3 separate regions of the Mus musculus genome follow, and all the other regions are linked to region 2. A link is a loop called in an ENCODE intact Hi-C map of the cell type or tissue named here. Cell type or tissue: heart. All regions are shown on one strand. Region 1 overlaps Slit3 (slit guidance ligand 3). Region 2 overlaps Slit3 (slit guidance ligand 3). Region 3 overlaps Slit3 (slit guidance ligand 3).

The links. Hi-C counts contacts between places; a loop is a spot of excess contacts. Peaks named below come from ENCODE experiments on the same cell type or tissue, not always from the same donor. Only the 100,000 strongest peaks of a DNase experiment are listed, where the experiment ranks them.
Region 1: it touches region 2 in a loop (2.0-fold over the local background); 3 of 42 quality-filtered maps call a loop at or near these places.
Region 3: it touches region 2 in a loop (1.8-fold over the local background); 3 of 42 quality-filtered maps call a loop at or near these places.

What each region holds. Positions count from the first base shown.
Region 1 is chr11:35,289,934-35,297,933 of GRCm38, forward strand. The region is part of intron 4 of Slit3 (slit guidance ligand 3); the gene reads left to right. It overlaps Gm46277 (a long non-coding RNA gene), which reads left to right. Exons shown (of 2, transcript XR_003949657.1): 1 at 1-8,000. Among named protein-coding and RNA genes, the nearest start is that of Gm46277, 6.0 kb to the left of the region's middle. In heart, no CTCF peak of the experiment used is centred here; DNase peaks (open chromatin) are centred at 3,438 and 7,568; H3K27ac peaks cover 1,940 bases.
Region 2 is chr11:35,337,319-35,345,318 of GRCm38, forward strand. The region is part of intron 4 of Slit3 (slit guidance ligand 3); the gene reads left to right. Among named protein-coding and RNA genes, the nearest start is that of Gm46277, 53 kb to the left of the region's middle. In heart, no CTCF peak of the experiment used is centred here; a DNase peak (open chromatin) is centred at 3,633; H3K27ac peaks cover 2,319 bases.
Region 3 is chr11:35,279,314-35,287,313 of GRCm38, forward strand. The region is part of intron 4 of Slit3 (slit guidance ligand 3); the gene reads left to right. Among named protein-coding and RNA genes, the nearest start is that of Gm46277, 4.7 kb to the right of the region's middle. In heart, no CTCF peak of the experiment used is centred here; DNase peaks (open chromatin) are centred at 1,727 and 4,708; H3K4me3 peaks cover 755 bases; H3K27ac peaks cover 3,829 bases.

The DNA.
Region 1 (8,000 bases), 47 kb before region 2:
AAGTGGAAAATTCCACCCTATGTGTGAGGACCTTGCCCGGTCTACAGAGTGAGTTTCAGGATAGCCAAGCTACACAAAGAAACCCCATCTTGGAAAATAAAAATAAAAACAACAGCAGCAATGTAAAATGTCCTTAGTTCTCATAACCCCAAGCAGAACTCTCTCTTCATTCAAAGGATGGGCATGAACCGCCATCTCTAGACCCTGTGGCACTGTCTGCAGCCAGATTAACTGTTATATTTGCCAGCCCTACTGTGCACGGTGCCTGACAATACTGAGGGATCAGACAACACTTTGTAACGGTGTCCAAGTTGTTGGTTAAAGAGTTAGTGTGCAAGTTCCCAAGGGGAATTCATCCTTAGAACTCACTGAATGCCCACTAGCTTCCTCACCCGTCCCTCATCTCCTTCTTCCTTACTCATCCTTCACTGGGGGAATTTCAGAGACTAACACATGGCAGGGGATGTCCCTGGCGGGCTTCCCGAAGACGGTCACTGCTGGTGGCTCCCCTGTCTTTTCTCTACCACCATGACGTTAGGACGTGTGCTCTAACATCAGTTTCCTTCAAAACCCTCATGAGCACGGTTCCTGTTTCTTCAAAAAAAAAAAAACCTTTCACTAACTCTGCAACAGTGGTTCATTTTCAATGACTCCGCAACAGTGCTTCATTTAAGTTCTCTTTGCTCACTTAATTATTCTGAGGAACATGAGGTAAAATATCAAGGCTATGAGAATTCTTTTGGGAGTAGAGTGTTTTTCACCCACATTCATTAGATTATTTCTATAAAAACAGTTTCTTAAAGAGGAATTATTGGGTCAAAGATTAGAAAATTTTAGGGTTTTTTCATATACTTTGGGGTCAAGGAAAAAAACTAGTTTTCTTAGAGGTCTAAAGGCACCAACTAATAGTGTTAGATTTAAATGCTTTCTTGCTTAAAGGATCGTAGATGTGACCACAGAAAACAAATTCACCCACTCATTCATTCATTCATTCATTCACTCATTCATGTAAGTCTGGCATCAGCCCCTGCCCAGCACTGAGCACATTTAAAGCCCTGATCTCATTTCTAGAATTAGATTTAAGAAATAGCCTGAGCGTGGAGTGAAGGGCGTCAGATACCCAAACCCCACCCCTGCAAACTGCCTTCACCAGAGGCCTGGTGGCTTCATTCGCTGACTTCTTGTTCTTCTAAGGAAGTTGTTAACCATTTCATGAGAAAGATATCCACTGCTCACTGCGTTCAGGGCCATTTGAAGCCCAGGAGACAAAACCAAAGAATTTCCCCTGTGCCTGGGCAAATTCTTCCATGGGGAGGTGGATGAATCGATGTGACTACCCCCATCAAATAACTGACAGGCACTGGGGTTTCTGAGAATTAAAAATGCGATCTGAGGGTTTCTGCCTTGATTTGAAGGCAGCTCCTGCAAGTTGTTGCTGTGCTTTGGTAGGGATTGGTCCAGCAGGGCTTGGCTGTGATTGGCCCAGCAGGGCTTGGCTGTGATTGGTCCAGTGGGGACTTACCTGTGTGTGATTAGTTCAGCAGGGACTTGGCTATGATTGGCCCAGCAGGGCTTGGCTGTGATTTGTCCAGCAGGGGCTTAGCTGTGTTGGTCCCAGGAGGGACTTGGCTGTGATTGGCCCAGTAATGGTTCATGAACTGGAAACTTAGTTCCCACTAAGATGTCACTTGAGAGGTGAGGCCTCGTGGATGTTTTAGACCATTGCAGGTATGCCCTCAGAAGGCATTGTCTCAGTTTCTTCGGGAACTCCAGTGTTTCTGGAAACTCCCAGGAGTTTCTCTCTGGCTTCTGCCTTTCCATGTGATTTCTCATACACCTTTCCTCTTTGATGATGTTGCCACACCATTCAAGGAAACTGTCACCAGAGTCTGAACTAAAGGTATTGACTCCCTTGCTTAGCCTCCAAAGCTATGAGCTACTCAAACCACTTTTCTTTATACAGTCACCAACCTCGGGTATTTTGTTATAGCAATTAAAGAAAACAGACTAACACAGCTGTCCCCCACATTAGAAAGTCTAGCCCTTGTTTTTAGGAATCCATCCTTCCATCCTACTGGTCAGTCTTCTGCCTCCCACAATATCCAGTGCTATTTCTTCTCCTTTTCATAATGATAAGTGCGTGTGAGAGGTATCGTCTTAAAACAGATTCCCAACAGGCTAGGAGGAACAAATTACCTGCTTCTTAACACTCTGCTACTGAGGTCAGCATTAGACTGACTTGCTGCAAAGGAAGCTGCAGTGTGTTATCTGGGGAACATTCTCTAAGTGTCTAAATTGCTTGCATCCCTGAAGTGAATGTAGGTCTTTTATTGTGATGTGTGGCTCGTGGAGACCTGATGAGTCCCAGTGGGGTACAGTCAAGAGTGACTAATGGGTCATGGGCTCATTTGCTTAAATCTCAGAGAATAATCGGGGCCACCAAGGGAAAGTGTGAGATGTGCCTATCTGCAGCCAGGCCTCTTGCAAATTATGGTGGCTCCTGTCATCGGAGGCTATGAGTCACCTGGTCTGCATCAGCACCACTATTATAGAAAGACCCACAGACAGTCTGGCAGGCTCACACATCTCCTGCCTGACCACTGGTGCCCCACGACGCCAGTGGCCAGCCAGTATTGTTGTGTCAAGGGAGCAGAGTCTGTGTCTGGGAAGTGAAGCCTATGTGAAGCACTGTGAAAGGCACTGTCTGTGTCAGCCGTGACGTCACTGCAGAGGTCACCCGCCCACATTGTGCTTTGCATGATGTCACTGCTAAAGTCACTTGGCTCTGGATCAGGGTTGCCTCTGTCAATGCTGCTTTAGTTCATGAGTAGAATGAGAGGAAGGGGATTCAGGGGGATTACAAAGTATTTTTCCCTTTATAGTATTACGCTACAAATGGCGGCGAGGCATAGTTTGGCATAGTTTCCACACACTGCCCTCTGCCTACGTTGTGTATCTTCTTTTGCTTTGGAAATTTTTCAGTAGTCTCGTTACCCAAAAGCCTTGGTAGAACGCTCAAAGTGTATGATTCTCAGAGTAAAAATTTGTCTCACATAGGAAGATGTTCCTTGAGGACCCTTGTGTCCCAACAGTGGCCACTGACATGCTGGGAGCTCTTCCTGGATGAAATGTGTGTTTCTTTCTGTGAACCCCTCGAGTCCTGACCCCTGAGGATCTCAATGCAACTCAGGAACTCTGCTGGGAGAGCAAGCTCCCCAATGAAGTCCTCATGGACTGTGACCTCCAGAAACCAGTTGTGGATCTCTTACAAGGAGTGTAGCTCACCTTTTACCAGCTGGTTTCATCTCTACCTGAGGCAAGATAGAGAATTCTGCTTGGGAAATATGAGCCCCTGTCCCCAGCTGATAGACAGGCATGGAAGGAATGCATTTGTTGGCAGGAATTAGACAGTGCCTGGGCACAAATGGAGTCACATTCTTATCCATGCTCTCTCCGCTTACTGTGGTATGTGGGGTGTGCTCTGCAGGGAGATCGGTGCAGGGCGACCTGTCAGAGCTTTGGCCAGCTGCCCTAACCGTGGATCCCAGCAAAAGGATGCGGTGAAAGAAAGCAGGGCAGGCCATGGGGATGGCAACAGGAGCTAGCTCCTTGGATGAGTTCTCCAAAAAAGAATGTTTCTCAGACTTGTGCTCTTCATGTGCCTCAGCCTTATCGCTTCTGTGGCCACCAGAAGGCTTTCATGGCAAGCACACAAGTAAGGTAGAACTTACAAAACTCAGCTAATTAAAACCCAACTCGTGGGGTTCTGTGTGCTGCGATCCAGGAGTGTTCTGGGCCAGAGCCTCCTGGAGTCTCTCTGGTGGCCCATAAGAAGAGGCATGATAACAAGCGCTGGATTTGGAGTCTCAAGTCTTATCATCGTCGTGACTGCACCTCTCTCATAGCGGTCTAAGTCTGGGCAACCTTGGACCTCTCTAACTTTGGCCTCCTAGTTATTAAGTGCATAATGTGTGGTTAGGGAGAGTAAAAGAGATTCCGTTGGAAGACCCTATAAAAGTGGAGGCTGGGCTTCTAACAAAGGATCTTAACATTGATCTTGGCAAAATAAGAGGCTGAGGCTCGACTAGAGGAGACCTGTGGGAGGGATGCTGGGATGTGGGTGTGGCAGGTAGGTAATCCCAACCCTATCAGACAGAACAGAAGGACTCTCCTTTAGGTATACTGAGTACGGAGAAGAAACAACTGCTGTGAGCACAGGGTGGAGTCCTGGATCGAGTGCTGTATCAGGCTCTTCTGCAGATGTAACACATCACCACTGGGTCAGAGTAACACAAATAGTATCTTAGAATTCTGCAGTTGAGAATCTGAAATGGATTGCTGGAGTCAGTCTACGGGCAGGGCCACACTGAACAAGAGAAAATCTGTGTCCTTGCCTTCTCCTGATCTAGGTGCCACCTAGAGTCCTCAGGGCTTAGGATCTTCACAGAGCAACTTCACAGTCACTCTCTGCTCTCTCCTTGGACCACAGGTGAAGGTCTGCTGAGTGACACCGGGTAGAAATCATGTCACACTGATAGCAATCGACAAAGCAGGGTCCCCAGAGCTACTCTGAGAAAGATGAAGGAAGCCAAGCAAATCAGGTCTCTCTTTCTTCTCCAGATTAATGCTATCCACTTTGAGCTGAGCCCCCTCACTATATGGAGGCCAACTGTGCTTTTTGAAAGATCAAATTAAGTCTAATTTTACTCGGGCAGAAAGATAGCTCTGTCTTTACAGTCCCTTAAGTAGATAACGTCCTTGCTTCTGCACTGGTTCCTTCTGGACATGGAAGAGGCATTTAAACAGGCTGGTTTTGAAAGCTGAGGAACCCGGCTCAGCTCCGAGTACTTTCTGATGAAAGGGCTTTTATTGGCCTCCTGTCAGCACCCCCTCCCTTGTTCGTTAAATAATATGACAAATGAGCGTTGTGATACAGTCGTCTTTAGTGTGGTTTCATGAGTTGACATAATTAAGAGCCATTTCTACTTGGCAGTGCTTCGGGAAAACCATCCAAGTCAGATGCACAAGGAAATGAATTGCCTCACAGCTCAGGTGAGTGCTTGCTCTGGAGAAAGATGTTAAGTTGGAAGGAAAGGTGGGAGATCAGAGTGAGAGAGCACAGCTAGGCTGGTGGCTCAGCCCCAGACAGGGTTCCTGGTCCCTTTCCTCCTGACTCCACATATGTGAGGAATGCACACCTGAAATCAGATATGGACTAGTTCCCCACTGCAGCTGCCCACCTGCTGGACAGAAACAATGGTGTCAAGGGAAAATGCTTGTGTCTTTCCTTCCCTCCAGTTCTCATGAAATAAACATCACCTGGCAGTTCCTTCCAGAGTGATTAGGCATTATTTCATTGCGTTTGGTCCTTCCTGCTGGGTTAATCATTGTTCTGAGCAATGACTGCATTAATCAGCATGCTAACAGTCTCTAGTCATTAACAACATAATAGGTTCAGTGCCTAGAGAGGCCCCTTTATCAAACCACCATGAAGCTTAGAACTCAATCTAAGTTGAGTGCTGTTTCCTAGGAGAGCCACAAGGGCCCAAGCCACTGAAAGTTTCCTTTGGGCAATTTAGTATTGGATAGGTTCCAGGGGTCATCTTCAAGGCCGGGCCCAAGAACTCTGTTTGGGTGGAATTTCAAGACTTTGGCTCAGGGTCAGCAGAGCCTTTGACTTCTGTACATTTCAGCTTTGATGCTTTTCAAAGCTGCAGAGACAGTCTGTGTGTATCATGGTTTAGAATATAGGCTTGGGGGCCAACACACCAGACAAGCATTTGTAAGACTTGGGGATGAATTGAATGCTTGGGAGTGAGTGTAGTTGACTGTATCGAATTAATTTGCCAAAGTCAATTATTTGGGGGGGATGAGAATGAAGCTCAGTTGGCAGAGTTATGAAGCCCTGGGTTGGATCCACAGCAAGACGTAAGACTGGGTGAGGTGGCACATGCCTGTATTGTCTGCACTTGGGAGGTGGAGGCAGGAGAATCAGAAACTCCCAAATCAACCTCGGCTGTGTAGACAATTCTAGGCCAAGTTCAGGCTATATGAGACTCTGGCTTATTGTTTGTTTTTCAATTTAAAAAAAAAATGAGGGCTAAAAGTTTTAAGATAAGTATTATCTTAAGATGAAGACATAGTGTTTTGGTGGCTTTTTAAATCCTTGAGGTTCTGTCCTATCTTCTGAGGTTTTAGTAGAATTAGAATAACCCAAGGGAGAAACTAAAAATACCATTGTAGGTTAAAGGTGGCCAGTGTGGTTCCTACTCTAAGTGAGTCACTCTTAGTGACAGGTACAGATGACAGGTTCTTGCAAGTTCAGGTGACAAACCACCCTTTTATCAGCTGCTCCATTCACCCCAAGTGACACAAAGTTCTCAAATTCCCCAGATGTGTAGGCTGACCCAAATGCCTGCCACTACTCTTAAGCCCAGCTTAGCTCTCCTCCCTGGCCTCCTACTCTGAGTCACAGCTGATCATGCCTTGGGTCTGCCTAAGAATTAACGGTCAGAATTGAGCCATCCAAAGTCAGGGAACCCTCCCAGGATGAAAAGGACACCTTCAGGGTGCTAGAGAGATGACTCAGAGGTAGGAGCACTTGTTGCTCTTGCAGAAGACTGCGGTTGGGTTGTCAGCACCTGTGTGGTAGTACATCTGTAACTCAAGACCCAGCAGACCCAATACTCTCTTCTGACCTTCACTTCCATGGGCACTGGAAGCATGTGTGGTATACAAACATACAGGCAGGCAAAACAGTCAGTCATACACACCAATAGGAAAATAAATAAATCTTTAAAAAAATTTTTTGAAGGGCACCACCAGCCACTGTGATAAGGGAGCCAAACCCCAGAAGAGGATCAGTGTAAAATGTTCCTACCTAGCACAAACCTGTCCCCTCCGTTATATACACTTACTCAATACTGGGGACACAGAGGCTGTTGTCACACACCAGGGGAAAGATGGACATTTGTACGTCAAGAATTTCCATGTGGAGAAGCCAAGAGCTTCTTTGTCACTGGGCCCAGCAGAGCGGCAACCATCAGGTTCTGTCAGTTTGGCCTTCGTGTGCCAACCCATGCATGGGAATCCCTGTGGCATGTCAAGGGCACAGGACAGAGCCCACAGTTTCCATTCAATCTGTTCCATCTTCTGCCTTCTCAGGCAGTAGTCAGAGCCCATCTTGCATGGGGGCGCAAGGGTGCTCTTTTCCTGGGAGAACACAATCTTTGGATGGCAAGGCAGAAAATTTATCAGGCATTCCCATGGAATAGAAGGCCCCGGCGGCAGGTTTGGTGGCAACTTGAAACAAACATAATTCTGTTTATCACCTTTCCTCAGTCCCTAGAAATCTCCAAGTCTCCTCCCCTCAGCAGGTTTGAGGTGAACTTGGGGCTGGAAGTAGCTAGCATGGCCATTGTGTCCAAATTCCACTACTTCTGTCCTGGATTTGCTTTTTCTGGCAGGCCTGAGCCAGTTCCCAGTGAAATATATCCACTGGCTTTCAAAATTATAGGCAAAAGAAATCCTGCTGGCAAGAGGGACGGTTGGGGGTGGGGAGAGACTGGGGAGAAGGACTACAGTAATTATTGCAGAAGGTCCGGTGCCGTGGATCTGCCTGGAGGAAGTTATTCCACGTGGTCTCTGCTCACTTACTTCCCGTTTGGCTCTCCCAGCTTCCCCAGGCTGGGCACAGAGCCTCACTTTTTATAGACTGTAAGTCCATTGTCAGGTTCTGTATCCTAGTGGTTTGTAAAGTCCTGTTTTCTTGCTTTTATGGATGTGCTAGGATGGCGGACGCTCACGGCGTGGTTGGTACCTTCCCTGTATGATTAATTAGAAAGTATGGCTGCCCCAGCCCCTCCTAAGAGACACTATAACTGCAGACCAAGGCAGCCTCTGATTTGCTGTGTCCCTGGATGAACACAGTCCTTGAGCAATGAGCCCCATCCTACCTATTGAGGAGCAAGGTGAAGTTTCTCCTCAAGGGTTATGCAAAT
Region 2 (8,000 bases):
TTTTATCATCCTGTGTATGTAGTCACTATACTACAGTTTTTTTTTTTCATATTTATTTCTGCCGATGTCTCTCTTCCTCTTCACTACTTCTGCTTCTTTTCTGATACCAAACCTCTTGTAACTCTCAGGTGGGGTCATGTAGCCTGATAGCTCTGTACTGTCTTCTTTACCAACAACAACATAACAGCACAGAAGACACGCTTGTTCATGGGCATCCAGCAGAAGTCAGCCACCTTCCAGGCTCCAGAGCCTCAGACACACACTCCTTCGAGGATCACCCTGCACAGGGCTGAGTTCCTGGACATCCTGCCTGGTGGCTCTCTCTCTGCAGGACCAGTGCTCAACTTGGCACATCGTCATTGCTCCAGCCTAGACCAGATGGGGATTGACGGCATCTGCAAGGTTGTTCCTCACCCCGCTGGCTCTGCGCCATGGGGACTGGGAACCTCCTAGCACAGCTATCTGGGGCCCTTCGTGGGCTATTCCTTATCCACACTGCCCACCACCAGTCACTCTCATTGTCACACGAAAGCATCTCATTTGACTATTAACAGATTGTTGTCTGTAAGGTTTTTTTTTTTCTTATAGAAATATATACCTGGGTTGTTGGGTTATTTTGTTTTGTTGAAAATGGCAGGATAGAAATGTTATTCTTAACATTTCTTCTTTCTCTCTCCCCTTCTTCTTCCTTTTCTCGTCTCTCTTCTTGAAGCCTAGCAGGAGTTCCCTTAAAGCAGGATTTATTGTACTTTTACAACCGAAAAGGGAATACTGCTTACCAGCGTGACTAGTGGAAAATTTCCAAGCTGTACCGTTCAGTGGTTTCTATTACCTAATAGAGAGATAAATAAGCCACGGTTCTTCTTAAGGACTGGCTTTTAATTAGATTTTTAATGGATACTCTTTGACTTGCCCAAGCATAAGTACTGCTGCATTAGTTCATTATTGTGATTAAAAGCAGCCAATAATGATCATAGCTAAATAATTTTCCTCAAGTGTTCTTGCTCGGTATGATGCCCCGAGTGCTGGCAGCAACTGGCCTGAGCGTGCTCTCTTTCGTTGGTTGCACTTCAGAGCTGCTGGTGAGAGTCCAAGGCTGGGAAGCCCGCAGGTGCAGAAGTGCAGACCCTCAGCGCCAGGACTGTGTGATTGTACGGTGCTAATTACAACACAGCCCACTTCCTTTTCTCTGAAGTTTGAGGTTCCTAGAAAACTTAGACCTATTGGAATATATCCGGAAGCGTACTTATGTCACTGGTTGGGAAAAGCTCAAATACCTGGATGCCTGTCGGTGAGCCTGCAGCCGGCTGGCAGGAAGGCTACAGTGTCACGGTTCGCTGGACTGAAGTAGAACCTGTGACCTTCTTTCTGCCTCCTGAGATGTTTTTAGAGGATTTAGAGGTGGATCAATTTCCCAGAGGCCCATTGCCCTTATGAGGTGATAATCTGCTTTTTCATTCTCATGTTCATGTGTGCGTGTTTGTGATCTGTGTATGGCTGCACACAGGAGCAGAAAGCAGAGGTCAGTTGAAGGTGTCAGTTCTCACCTTGATTTGTTGAGACAGAGTCTCTCACTGGTCTGGGACTTGCTGACTAGACTGGGACTAACCAGCCACAAGAATCCTCCTGTCTATGCCTCTCCAGTACTGGGATTATAAGTTATGCACAGCCACACCTGGCTTTTTAACAAGCACAGAAGGGATGGAACTCTGGTCCTCACGCTTGCACATCAAGCACTTTGTGGCTGCCTCCCCGGCTGCTGGTCGGCTCTGTTCTTTATCCTAGCTGCCTAGCTATCCTCTGTCTGTCTGGATACACTGTGTTTCGTCGACCTTCACATGCACATTTGCTGAAAGGATAAAGAAGAGGATGGACATCTTTATGAAGATATGCCACAAAGAAAGGATGCAACATGCATAATTACTATTCATGTTGACTCTGCTTATTTATTCTGTCTTTTTTTAGGCATGGATTTTAATCTGTTATTCTCTTCACAAATGGCACGTTGTTGTCATAGCGATATATCACGGGTGCTTTCCCACGCCATTAAATCATCTTCTACAAAATGCCTTTTGAGATCTGCCAAGGATGCCATTACATAAATGTAACCATAATTTATTAATTTCTGTCTTTTGTTGAACATTTGGATGACGTTAAAGCTTATATTATTATTGGCAACTTATCAATTCATTAAAAAAACAAACCATAATTATTTCCTTGGGTGAACACTTGAGATACTTGTCAGAGGCTGTAGAGATTATCAGTGGTAGGCCCTGGCACATTGTCTTCTAAAGAGGCTGAACATGTGAGCAGTTTAGACTATATAAGGAGTGGTTACTTCTACATGTGTTTTTAAGCATACCGAACTATTATTTTTAAGTGGTTTTTTTTTTCTTTGTAGGTTTCAAGAATGGTGGTTGTTAGCTGTTTTAATTTTGAATTTCTTATTTTGGAAACTGCCTCTTTTTGTACTTCACCCACCTTGGGATGCTAACTTTGGGATCATGTATCTTTTGAAGGATTCAGTTCTACTTCACTAAAAAGCAAATCTTCCCCTGGCTGCCTATATCATCACTTCATGCTAAAGGGAAGCAAAGATCAACTCTGGGTTCAGGATTGAAGAATCAACCTTGAAGACTCTCCAGATGCGTGCAGCCAACTCTAGACAAAGCCACGCAGTAAATGTCATGGCGAACCTGGGTTTTATTCACTGTTCTGTAGTTAGACCAGGTTTGTAGCTTTGTGAGCTTTAGCTAGGCTGCTTTTCCTCTGTGAGCCTCTGTTTCCCCACCTGGCCAATGGAGAAAGACACTTATCCCACACAAAGGCAGCAGACATCGAAAGCTGCTGAGCTTACCACTAAGAGGCTCCAGAAGTTAACAGGGACCATTCTCTGCTCAAACATGTTACTTTCTAGTTGCCTTTCCTTTGATGTAACTACTGAATGTATGTGTGTGTGTGTGTGTGTGTGTGTGTGTGTGTGTGTGTGTGGTGTGTTCTCTTTATGTGTCTCTCGTATCTGTCTCATGTCTCTGCTTCCCCGTGTCTATGTATTTCATTTCTGTTTGTGACCCTCTCTGTCTCCAGCAATCTCTCTCTGACTCCTGTCCTTTGTCTCTATTGCTTTTGTCGTTGTATCTCTCTGTGTGTCTCCTGTCTCTGTCACAGTCTCTCTCTCTGTTTCTCTGTCTCTCTGTCTCTCTCTGTCTCTCTCTGTGTGTCTCTTCTATGCCTGTGTCTCTCTATCTCTCTTGTCTGTGTGTCTCTCTACCTTTCTGTGTATGTCTGTCTCTCTGTCTTTGCCTCTGTCTCTCTGTCTCTATGTTTCTCTCTGTGTGTCTCTGTCTCTCTCTCTCTTCATAGGAGTCTTCCCTTTGTGTCTCTCTATGTCTCTGTCTCTCTGTCTCTGTCTTTCTGTGTGTTCTATGTATCTCTGTCTCTCTCTTTCTCTCCGCCCTCCCCCTCCCCCGTCCCCCGGAAGTGACAAAGGGAAAGAGATACATGTCGTTTTAGAAAGAGATCTGTGAGCTCCTGTGAAGCTCTTGGGCGGTTGACACTTTTCACCTTCACACTGGCTCAGAGCCATGGAAAGAGAACTGTTCCGTTCCCAGGAACCAAGGATGTCCTGGCCAAGCCAGCTTGTCCTCTACACTCCCTAGCAGTAAGCAGGGTGTGCCTGATGTGGCTGAGTGCAAGGTCATGGAAAAGGTCAAATCTAAAAGAGGATGATGGTTTTGGTGACTTGTTGACTCAAAAGTATTCTCAAGAGTCACTGGCTTAGAGCCTCTGGGAACACCAGGATATAACAGACAGGCTACTCAAGAGGGGCAAAAGGGGGAAATAGGCCATAAGAATGCCTGGAACTTTGGGCCCTGCTCAGTGTGATGGTATCCATTGGGTAGGGGATGCTGCTTCTGTCATTTTGATCCTAACACCTTGGGTAGAACATATTTGGGGCAGGTGTGGAAGAGTCTTATGAGCATTTTCAATTCTGTGGAATTAATTCTCTGAGCATTGTGGGTGGTGTCCGCAGGCTGAAAGCTGACTGAATCTTTCTGTCGGTATTATTATATAGGGCCGCTTAAGAAGTGAACCTCTCTCCTCTGAATTCTGTTTCTTTAAGGGCCATATTAATATTTCTCACACCTCTCTAAAAGCAAAAGTGTGAAAGATAAAGTGAAGTAGTAACCATGGGTGATAAAAATTCATAGTGTCCAGCCAAGCAAACAGCTTACTAAGTGCTGGAGAAGAGCCCGAAAAGCTCTCAGTTTCCCTTCTGTTAAAACAAGGAGGGAGGAGAGCTGCCCTGCCGTAAAGCTATGGTAGTATGGAAATCTATGCACAATGTCCAACCTATCACAGGAATATCCCTAGAACCCGGCTGCCGTGCCTAGACTGGATTTGATACTGAAAGAAGTTCCATCTCCCGGGACAATAGATTAGAGAGAGGACATGGGTCGAGCTGATGTAGCAGCAGGCAGGCACGAGGAACAGGAACACTAAGCTCTGGCCAACTGTTGAATCAATATCTATGAAACCCCGCAAGATGTCGGTCAACTTTGCCTCTGTCTCTTTCCAACTCTGTGACCAGAGTCAGAGTGCTTACCCACCCCACCCTCCTCCGGCCCCCCTGCCTCTGTTGTATCTGTTATAAAGAGAAAAATCCAAATGCTGACTCTTTGCAAGTAGCAGATGAGATCACATATCAGAAAATATTCACATGCTATAAGGCCCGCCACATACTGGGCATTCACCAATGGGACCATGATTGCTGTGATTGGATTAAAGTGCAGAAAGTGAGTTTCCATTCCAGCCATCCAGAGAGTCAAGATACAGTTTCCCAGAGCCAAGAACTGGCAAAAAGTTCTTTCCCCTAATCTCCCTCCCACTTCAATAAGTGTCCTTCCAGGGAGTCAAAGAAGGTGTGTCCCAAGAGCTGAGTACGACCTGTAACAATGTAAGAAGATGTATCTTCTTAGGAAAAGACAGTAACAGAATGCCATTTTTGACACCAAGCCCAATGGAAGGTGTGCATTAGCAATGGGCTGGTTTTGTAGTTTAAGCTTTTCCTTTACAAAAGTAATTTACTCTGCTAAGTACATCTCCTTAACCAATATGCTATCCCAGTATAGATTAGAGAATGGCTTTTTCATATCATCCAATAAATTAAAAGCAGTCTTCTCTGTGAATAAATCCAGAATTCATGCTGTCAGGATTTATGTTTGGAGGAAATAGAGGAAATGTATCCTTAAGGAAATATTTGCAGTCATTGTTAACACCTTCTTCTCCTTCTGCTGGCTGCTTCTAGTACCTTAATATAAACGTGCGAGCTGTTAGCGTGAGATGCACATTCCAGAGCTTCGGGGCCACCTGCCTGTGTGGCTGACTTGTTATTTAAATTCCCTTTGCATTTCACAGATTTAAATACTGCCAGGGCCCTGATTTATGGTGTTCACATTGCACATATAAAACTTTCACTACGATCTCCCTGCATCCCATGCACACAGAGGAGGAAGTTAAAAACAGTCTTAGGTGGAATGGATCCTGGAGCAAAGAGTCCCTAATAGGGTATAAAGACAGAGTAAAGTATCCAAGAAACTTTTGGAATGTCGCAGTGTTCGAGAGCCTGGATTCTGAGAAAATTGTCCCTATCCTTTCCATTCCAGAAGGGAATCAGGACAGGAGAGGGATTAAAGACTAAAGATGGCGGGTGAGGGAGAGATTACAAAAAGATGCTGTCTGCTCCGTGTAGGAATTCACATTCCCTCCTTTCTGGAATGGATCTAAAGCAAGGCAGAAGAGGAATTCTGTAAAGGATGGTCAGACTCATATGACCCTGGAGGATGCAGAGGTAATTACTTAAGGACCTGCTCTGGTGTGGCCAGTTAGAGTCTGGTGTGTACAGCTTGTAGTAGCCCCTGTCTGGCATTTAGCATGACCACACTCTTGCCTGTGGGTATTTTCAGTCATTGAAGCATGAATTTGTGCAGGTTTTATACTTGAGTTTGGGAAAGGACAAGAAATATACCAAAACGGAGCAATAAGTGTACTGTAAAACACAATTCTAGTTAGGAAAGGTTTCCTCCTGAGCAAGTTTACACACACACACACACACACACACACACACACACAGGCCTTTGTGTCAAACTAACTGCATGGAATTCTTCTAGCATGACATGGATTCAGACTGTGCTCAAGGCAGGGCGTCTTGTGCCTGGGTGTCTTTCTGTCCAGAGAGCATGGCGGGGCAGGGAATCATTCATTCATCATGGTGCTTGTCTTTCTCCCACTGTGAGGGATATTTCTTCAGGGGTATATTGTGAACTTAGATTAATGGCAATCTATCTAGCATTTTCCCAGTTAAGGCTGGGAACATCCCACTGATGTTATTTCACAGTCTTCCTGGCCAAACACAGATGGATCCTGTGTATAAGGTTTGTGGACAGCAGCAGAGCCATCTTGTGTGGGGACTGGGTTGAACTCTGTAAGAGGGTCAGACAGAGACAGAATGGAAGACCTAACTGATACTGCAAAAAGGGCGTCTCCACTGAGCCCCAGTGGGTGCAGCTGACAGGCTGTGACTACAACCACAGCTATTATATGGTGGACCATGGAGTTGAGGCTGTGGGTGGATGAGCCTCTGTAAGGTCAGTGGCATGTATTGTTCTGACTAAAGGAAAATTATGCAGGATGAATACAGATCCAAAATTTGAGAACACCCGTGTCCCAGCTCAAGTTCCAGGTTGACCCTGAGCATCTTCTAGAACATGGGATAAATCCATCCAGCGCTTTCCATTCGTGGAACAGTGAACCAAACTGCCGGGGGAGGTTCCGTTGCCATCATTGTAAAGTAGCGTTCTCAGCCCTTAGTGAGCCAGCAAGGAACCTTTATGGGAAAATAAAAGTGACTTACATCTACTGAGTATTATTCCTTGAACTAGGCTAGGAGATGGACTCATCGAACCCCACAGCGGCCCCACGAGGCACATGAGAAAACCAGGCCAATGAGAGGTGCGAGTTGCTTGGAAAGTGACTTGAGTCCTGGTGTCTCTGACTCCCAGCAGTTGGGTGCCACTGTAGTTCCCACTTAGTATAAGCCGGGAAGGATATTGGTGTGTTTTCCCTCAGAGATGCTCGGATAGTCATTCATCTCTCTAATCTGGCTCAGAGTGAACTGGAACCCAGAGTGAGCAGTGCCTCACACATAAGCTGAAAGGCATTCAGCTTATGGTCCACAGCTCCTCTTTGCAGATCCCTGAGCTCCTGACAAGCCTCAAGCGGGACTCTCGGGGAGGAGCCGGAACTAAGGTCGTGTCATGTGATGTGACAGACATGAGGTCAGGGAGAGAAATTACACAGTGCTCTGGAGATCCTGAGAAATCTTACTCATCTGGTGACTGTAGCTCATCACCTCCAAGGAAGTGGGGATGGAAGCAACACCACTGGGCAGAGACATTGAGAGCTCTCTCCACGGGGCTAGACAGGTTATCATGGTCAGGCTGTGTGTGGTAAGGGTCTGCTCTGGGCTGAAGACTGTTGATTTCTTAATGAGAACTCATAGGTATGCACACACACACACACTCACCTTTTACAAAGATTGATTGATTGATTGATTGATTGATTGATTTAATGTGCATGTATGTGTGCCTGAGTGTATATGCACCTCATGTGTCCATGGTCCATGTGTACCAGAAAAGGCCATTAGGTCTCTTGGAGCTAGAGTTACAGGTGGTTGTGAGCTGCCCAGTGTTGGTGTTGGGAATTGAACCTGGCTCCCCTGGAAGAGCAGCAAGTGCTGTCAACCTTTTGGGTGGTTGCGCTAGTCCCTGCATGGGCTCTTCATAAGGGCTCTAGTCTCATCACGAGGACCAGTTCTACCTCTCCACGCTGTCACCTCCAGCATGAAAATCTCATCATGTTTACAGGGAGGCGGGCGCACAAGCATGCGCATCACACCTGCTCTGTTGTTGCGAACTGCCCTGTGTCGGTATTGGGAGCTG
Region 3 (8,000 bases), 58 kb before region 2:
TTTGTTCTTGATTCAGAAGCAGAGGGTTACTGTTGACATGCAGAGAGAGAGACAGAGACAGACAGACAGACAGACAGACAGACAGACAGACAGACAGACAAGAGAAAATAAATATATTAACATCAGCGAATCCGTTGGGCCATGACTAGAGACGCTGCTGGAGCACCTAATTCCTGCTGTCTATGAGTTTCCTTCACCCAATACCAACTCTCCAAACCCTCTTTCCTCCCAGAAGCGATGTTGAGCCATCCTCTCAGTGTGAGGAAGAAAGCCTCACACTGTCTTGCTCCTAGCTGCTGTCACCCCACTCCTCCCTTTGTGGTCCATGAAGTCTCAGGTGGTGGTCGGAAATGTTGCTCCTGGGATTTCGAAGTCTCCATGATGGCAGAAAGCTGCATGCCTTATCTAAGACTTGTCACATGCTTCTGTGGCCTCTGAGTGACTATCCCCTGGGGATAGGACAGGTCTGTGGTGTCCTCCTGCAGCAACCTTGCAGAGGAGTCTTGTAGTGATAGCAAAGGCAGCAAGATGCCAAGAGCTACCAGCACTGCTTCCTGCATGCCCCACCCCTCGGCCCCCTGCTTTCTTCCTGCATCCAGTGGACTCCTTTCGGTCTGCACACCATCATAAAATAGCCTGTTTTCTCCTGGGAAGAATCTACCATGTTTACTTGTGAAAAAAAGGCCCCAGAGTCCAGGAGCATCTGCAGCATTAGCCGTTAACATCCAAAGAGGACTTCAAGGTAATTGGTGTATTTGTGGGTAGTCCTCCCATTATGCCTGTGGGTTACATCATGAATCAATTGCAGAACACTTGACTGCGGAGTCCAGACAATGCCTCAGAATCATGCTTGCTCATGGCGCTACAAGCAGTACCTTCCGTTCAGTCCTAGGATTCTACTACAGTCCCTGCCTGTCGGACATCTTATCATCCTTACTGCATACTAGCTGGGCATGTGATCTTCTTCATACTACACCATCAACATGCCACAGCCCACAAGTGTGCACCCTACCTGCCAGCCTCTCTTCCTTCATCTTTATACCCGCCTAGCACCCTTTGTACCCACTCAAGATTTCAGCAGACAGAATGACCACAGCTGGAAGGTGCCAGTGTCATTTATTACACAGGATCTTGGCAGATTAGCTAACCTTCCTGGGAGTATCTCCTCGCCATTAAATTAAAAGTTTGGGTTAAACAGTCTTGAGTCTCTTCCAGCCCTGCCATCTTCTAACATAATTAATTAAATGTCACACTTTTAAACAAAACTTAGTTCCATTCTCTTCTTGAGGGGCAGAGGGAGTAACATGAAGAGAGAAAGAGATGAAGCAGTTTCTGGCTTTTGTTACTCTGTAAATATCAACAAGAGCAGGGTCAGACTTGGATCCATTAGACTTGTCAGCATCACAATCATGGCCCTAGAGCCTCTCATTCCCCAGGCTCTTCCTCCAGGCCTAATTTCACAGCTCTGCAGCTTGCACGAGGATAGTGATGACGATCCCCAGAGCTCTTTATGGACAGACCTTGGTTCTATCTCCAGCCTCCTGTGCCACTTGCCCATCATCAAGAATTCTTTTTAGTATCCCCTGGACTCGTGTCCTCTAGCTAGCTTCAGTTCAAAGGCCCTGCAGAGATTCCTCCACTGGGAAGAACAGCCCATTTCTGGCTCTGGGCTGCAGGGAGGTGGCCACAGGCCAGCCAACCCGCTCCGTGCTGAGTGTGTTTGCTGCTCTTAGAGTGTTTGAGCTGCGGTTAATATATCAATATTTGCTCATGAGGGTATCTGGCACGGAGCAGGTCCCTGGGACACTGGCAGATAGATTGGCTTCTCCCAATGCATTCTTCATTTGAGCAAGGCACGGACAGAGGGATAGCTGCTGACAAGAGGCATAGAAAAGGTTCTCTGGCTTTTCCCAGAAGAGCCTCAGCCTTGTAGTTTGGCACTACGTGAACTTGTCACTATCTCAACGTTGTCTCCATCACTAACTTCTTCCTGGTGTGGCTCCCTCACTCCCACTTTACTCTAATTCTTCCATCCACATTTGACTTGACTGGAAGCCACAGGGGTCTGGCTAGTGCTTGATAGAGTCAGTTTAGTAGCAGTCAATGTGGAGCCAGTTCTCCCCAGCTAGCCGTGTGTATTGGACAAGCTCACTTACCTCCCAGGGTCTCAGAATCCTTCTGAGACCTGAGGATCTTAAGAACAGAATAGCTGAAAGGAAGAGAGAGTACCATACGTGCAAAATCATTTGCAAAGCATCTTCTGCACAAAGAATAGCAAAACATGTTCCATCTTGTCCATCAGCCTTCTCATCCAGCAAACAGCGACTCGTGGGCCCTTTAGCCTACTGTAAGTGTACCACGGATGCTTTTTCCCTATGGCATCTATTTCTCTTTAATTAGCTTAGCACAGGGTCCCTGAAAAAAGACTGCCCGATGCTTTAAGGTTTTAATGGAACCAACCTACACCAAGCACCCAGGAAGAAACCAAACACAAAGGACTTGTGTTCAGTCTTGGGAGAAGTTTGTTGATACAAAATTAGAGGAGGAAAATTCTGTTTATAGTGTCATTGGGGTAAAAAAAAGGAGTCTGGCCTAGGAAAGGTCTCCAGAAAGTGCTAGAGAGGCTGGGGTCCTCGGGAGACAGTAACTCTCCACTGTGACAGCTTCGAGGAGTGTGTCACTGAGAAGCCCATCAGTCATTATTTCTGATGCAGAACAAAGTTCTGCAAAATATCATTGCTGGTGCCATTTCCTTCTGAAGCAGTTTCTTGGCATGCATGTCAAATACTGCAATAGCTCGGATACCCAGAATCCAAAACATTCCTGGGTGTGTTGTGTATGGAAAGCAAGAATGGGAGCTGGGGCCAGGACCCACAGTTCTGTAGGGCAAGCTGAGTCACAGAGGTGGGGACAGAGCATCCCCACTCTGTGGGAACTCAGTGTGCTGAGCTAATTCAAACAGTGTGTGTGTGTGTGTGTGTGTGTGTGTGTGTGTGTGTGTGTGTGCTGTCTTGTTTAATTGGCACAGCACTTCTCACCCACCCTAGACAGAATTCAACACAAGGATTCTGGTACAGGTGATACAATGGAGTGTAGAGCTTAGAGAGAGAAGCCCCATGCGTGTGGGAGAGATGGAGGGAAGCCAGGCAATGCTGTTGCTGATGCTGCATTCCCTGGGCTGCAGTGTGAACCACCCAAGACCTGGCCTCACTTCACATAATCGGGCTTGGCTTTTTGTATCGCTCAGTCATCCCCTGTAGGCCTGTAATCTCACCTCCTGGGAGGTGCTCGGGGCCTGACTTTCTGTGTATTTTTGGTTGTGCTTCAGTAGCTAGACCTCATAGGAGGTAGGGGATACATTTACTGTCCTTGTAAAGAGGAGCTCATTGCATCTACTACTGATGTCACAGTGCAGAGCCCATTTTCAGATGAGAAAACTGAGGCCTGGGATGTTTACATCATTGGCTCACGGGTACCTGGGATGGGGGATCACACCTAGGCATCCATCCTCAAAGACTGTCCTTGTCCTCCTCTGCTTGGATTTAGGGTTGTTATTGTGTGACTATCCTGTCATGTTAAGAGCCCTCTTAGTTCTGACACTGGAATTCCTGAATCTTTGGAGGCTCCTTAGTATGGACAAAGGAGTGCAGCTGGTGGGTGGGAACAAAGGGGAGTCAGTGTGGCACCAGCCAGTGTGACCTGGAAAGGCAGCTCAAGGGACGCAGAGCTGTGACCCTCTCTGTTCTAGAAGCTGCTTTCCCTACAGCTACTGACTGCTTAGGGGATGTGGATAAGGGGGACCGAGCCAGGGAAAGCCCAGGCAGGAGAGCATCCTGTAGCCGCTGAGCAGGCAGGGTGGTCTGAGATCCAGGGTGGGCACGGAGAGGAGAGGCAAGGCTTGTTCGGATGGCTGATCCGAGGAGGCGAGTAAGTTACCAGCCCCCTGAGGCCTCCTCGGGGAGCTTGCCAGAAATAGATACCCTTCTCCTGCCTCCCGCTTTGAAGCAAGCTGTTTTGCTATGTGTGCCTGTGAGTGGGAGGGTGTGAGGGGAGGGGGAGGGGTGCAGAACGATTAAGAGAGAGGAGAGGATGTAAGATGTAAGTCAGTGCTGATCCAATGAGAAAATGTCTTTTCAAGTTCCTGCTGCAGCCATAGGCTGGGCAAGGTGAGACAGGCCGCCATGCTTCTGAAGCCAGGCCTGGCCAGGAAGCCCCTGCGGAGTCCTGCCCAGGGGTGAGACTTTCTGCTCAGTGCAAAAGACGGTGCCAGGTACCAGGACTGAGTCTTGAGCTTTAATGGCACAACTCTTACTTTTAGATGTACATACCCCCATGTATTCACATATACATATATACACATATGTATGCGTGTGTGTGTGTGTGTGTGTGTGTGTGTGTGTGTGTGTGTGTGTGTATTTAAACACACAGCACCTCTTTCTAGGCAGAATAATTGGCATGTTTTTCCTAATGGGAAAGCTGAATCCTGTCCTACACCCCCAAGATTGGCTTTTTAGGAACTGAAAGGAAGGCCAAGCCATGGTTACCATGGTTTCAAGTTAGAGGGTCAAGTTAGCCGCTCACCCCGTAGCATTGGTGCCGAGTGCTCTAGTCTGACTGCCAAGTAGACTATTGTTACCTGCTATTCCAAGCCTGAGGATAGCCAAGCCAACATCCAAGGTCACTGGGCTGTTTATACTGAAACTCTAGCCAGCTCTGCTCTAGTCAAATGCCTTGGTGGCATTGGGCCTGTGTAAGGGGGTGACCAGGGCTGGGTGTAGGGTTGAAAGAGTACCTTGGGAAACACCTGCTCCTTTTGGCTGGAGTAAAACTAGACCACAGAAGCCAACAGCCCATGCTCCTTCGTGTAAGAGATCCTAGGCCACCAGTGAGGTCACCCTCCAAGGTTCCAGGCTACCTTCCCAGTTTAGGTAGCCTGCTATGAGGCCTGTTTTCGGAGAGGAGGGGAGGTGTTCTAGACAGATTGGATTTTGACTTTGGTGCTGTCTTCATCCCTAAGCCCCATTTGATCAGGAGGTTAAGAGTCAACTTCTTTCTGGGTCTCCCTTCTCGTTTTCACCACCCCTAAGTGAGGGTTTCAGGAGACTGCCTAGGGTGATCAGTGCTGAGAAAGAGGAGTTTGTCTTTCCCCACCTAGGCTATCCCAAAGGCAGGACTGAGGGTGACAAGCCTCTTTCATGGCCCAAGGCTGTTGCCTGAAAGTCTCTTCCTCAGCTCCAGTGGAGAATAAGCCTGTTGGACTTAGACCTGCCTCTCATTGCCCTGGTTGTGAGAGGAAAGGAAGGGGGGGGCATAGAATGCCAAGGCTGGGACCAAGCACAGATCTTAGAGATTGTCTTTCATTAGAATCACTTTCCAGCTGTATGTGCATGTGTGCATGTGTGTGAATATGTGTGAGTGTGTGTGTGTGTGTGTGTGTGTGTGTGTGTGTGTGTGTGTAGGTGTAGGTGTAGGTGTAGGTGTAGGACATCACATGCACACCAGGGTTTTGCATTAGTGCTAGAGATCCGAACTAAGATACTTATTGTAGTAAAACAACATTCTTACCACTGATCCATTTCCCCCACATCAATTTCCATAATTTTAAAGCTTTTCAGCATCTCATGATGTGAAAAGTGTTGTATCATGACCAGGAAACAAGGAAGCACACACACACACACACACACACACACACACACCCTCACAGAGAGTATCATGAAATAATACTTACCCTCAGTACCTGTGATAGGCGAGTAATTATTATTTTTATGCATCTAGTAATTTCTTTGGCATTTCATGTCGTGGAATTATTATTAGTGTTGACAGTTGTTGAGCTATTCTCATGGATCTAAGAAGGGATAGTCCACAGGTTAAGGAGATATCACCCAGTCCACCCTTATTTGTAGAGGAGAAAATTGACACATGGTGAGGGACACAAGCTTGCTGCCATCACAAAGCAAGAGTGTGAGTGTGGTGGTCACCTACTACATTCCAGGAATGGCCTTAACTGCATATACAGCAGTGGTCGAAACAAGAAGTGGTCCCTTCCTCAAGAGGGTTAGAGATTGTGGGCACAACAGACCTTAAGCAAACTTAAACACACAATTGTACCAAATCCAAGGAATAAGCCATGAGCTCTAGTATAGAGAGAATCAGATGGGTGGGGACACTTCTTATAGGTCATGGGGAGAAAGTATCCCTGGGGATTTCAGTCGCACCCTATAGAGAGAATGAGGGCACTCTAGAGGGGTGGAAGAGAAGGCTTTGTAGGAGTAGGAGGTGTGTACTTGAGATTGGAGAGCAGTGTGCATTAAAGTCTTAGGTCACTCAAAGACTGAACTGAACACAGAAAGCCTGCAGTGTGTGTGGTTGCGGAGAGAGACACTGTGGTACCCACTCCTTCTAGGTTGTGTGGACGTTCAGTGAGCAGCCACTGAGAAGGCAAGTGTTACAGTCAGTGTTTACTGTCAATGTCACCGTCTAGAATCGCCAGAGAAGAGTCTCCATGAGGGACGTCTACACTAGGTTGGCATGTCTGAGGGAGGTTCTCTTAATTACATTAGTTATACAGAAAGGCACTTCTCATGGTGGGCTGTAGCATTCCTAGGCGAGGGGTCCTGAGATGTCTTAGCATGGAGAAGTGGAACTTGTAATGAACGTTCGTTCTTTGCTGCTTCCTTGATCATTGATGGGATGTGACTAGCTAACTGGTTGAAGTTCTTGCCCCCTTGGCTTTCCTGCATGATGGACTGTCACTTGGAACTGTCACTTGGATCTGTGAGCCAAATAAACCCTTCCTCCACCAAGTTGCTTTCCTCAGGGCGTTTTGTCACAGAAACGGGGATATGGCACATGAACCAATGGGTAGCTCTAGATTGTGCTGTCCACCAATGAGAGACAAGTATCCCACGGTCTCGCTCCTGTGGAACCTCTGCAACTTGATCTCATTAGTCATTGAGGTGAAGGAGGAATGGGGGGTCATCAGTGGTACTGGAGGGGTTGGTCAGAGGCTACTAAGTTACATCAGAGCAAAGAGATCGCGTGCGATTTTGCATGGTAACTACAGATAGCAATAACTTTTTGTACATTTCACACAGTTACAAGAAAGAACTGATAGATATTTGTAAAGGTACGTTACCCAGAATTCAACATTGCACAATAAACACATGTATTGAACATCTCTCAGTATACTATAAATACATGTAACTTTTATGTGGCAATTCTTAGAAAAGAGTAATAAAGGCTCTTTTAAAACTATGATAAAAGAGAGAAACGGCCCATAAATGAGATAAAATGTGAAATGATCTTTATTGCTAATGTTAATCTTATTTTTAAAAAAAAAACGTTAAAAATATTAAATAAAATGTCTGTTGGCTTTGGAGACCACATGGGGGAGGGCTAGGCAGGGCTCCATGTGGCAGGATGCTCATCCACAAACCAGCTGGACCTGGTGTGCAGTTTCTAAGGGAGGCGATCTGCCCGTGTGGTGGCCCAGAGCTGTGCGCATTTAGAACGGCTGCATTATTAATGAAACATTTGCATCTTAGGAAATGATAAAACAGGCTGCTACATGTAAAAATTAAGTAACTCAATTTGTTTTAACAGCTTGTGCTCCAGTACGGCAATTTGTTTTGGCATATACACAGGACTCCATCAGAACTGTAATTATGCCATGCTAATTATTTTACTGCATTGTGTACATCTGACATTTAATTACGCGAAAGTGTGTGAGGGGAGATTTTCTTCCTCTCTCTTGCTGCCTGACAGGTAGTTTTGTTTGCTGTACCTTCTTAGCACCTACATTGTCTTTATGCCACCTTGTCATCTGCGATGGAATTGTGTTTCCATGACAGCTGTGCTCAGCCATGTTGCCTGCGAGTTTCAGACAATCACCAAAATAAACAGTTGGCACAGATGTTATTCTTAGCCTCCCCATTCCGCAGCCCCCTCTCCCCTGATCTAGTGCCCACGACAAGGTTTTTCTTTTATCCTTCTTTCCCTGC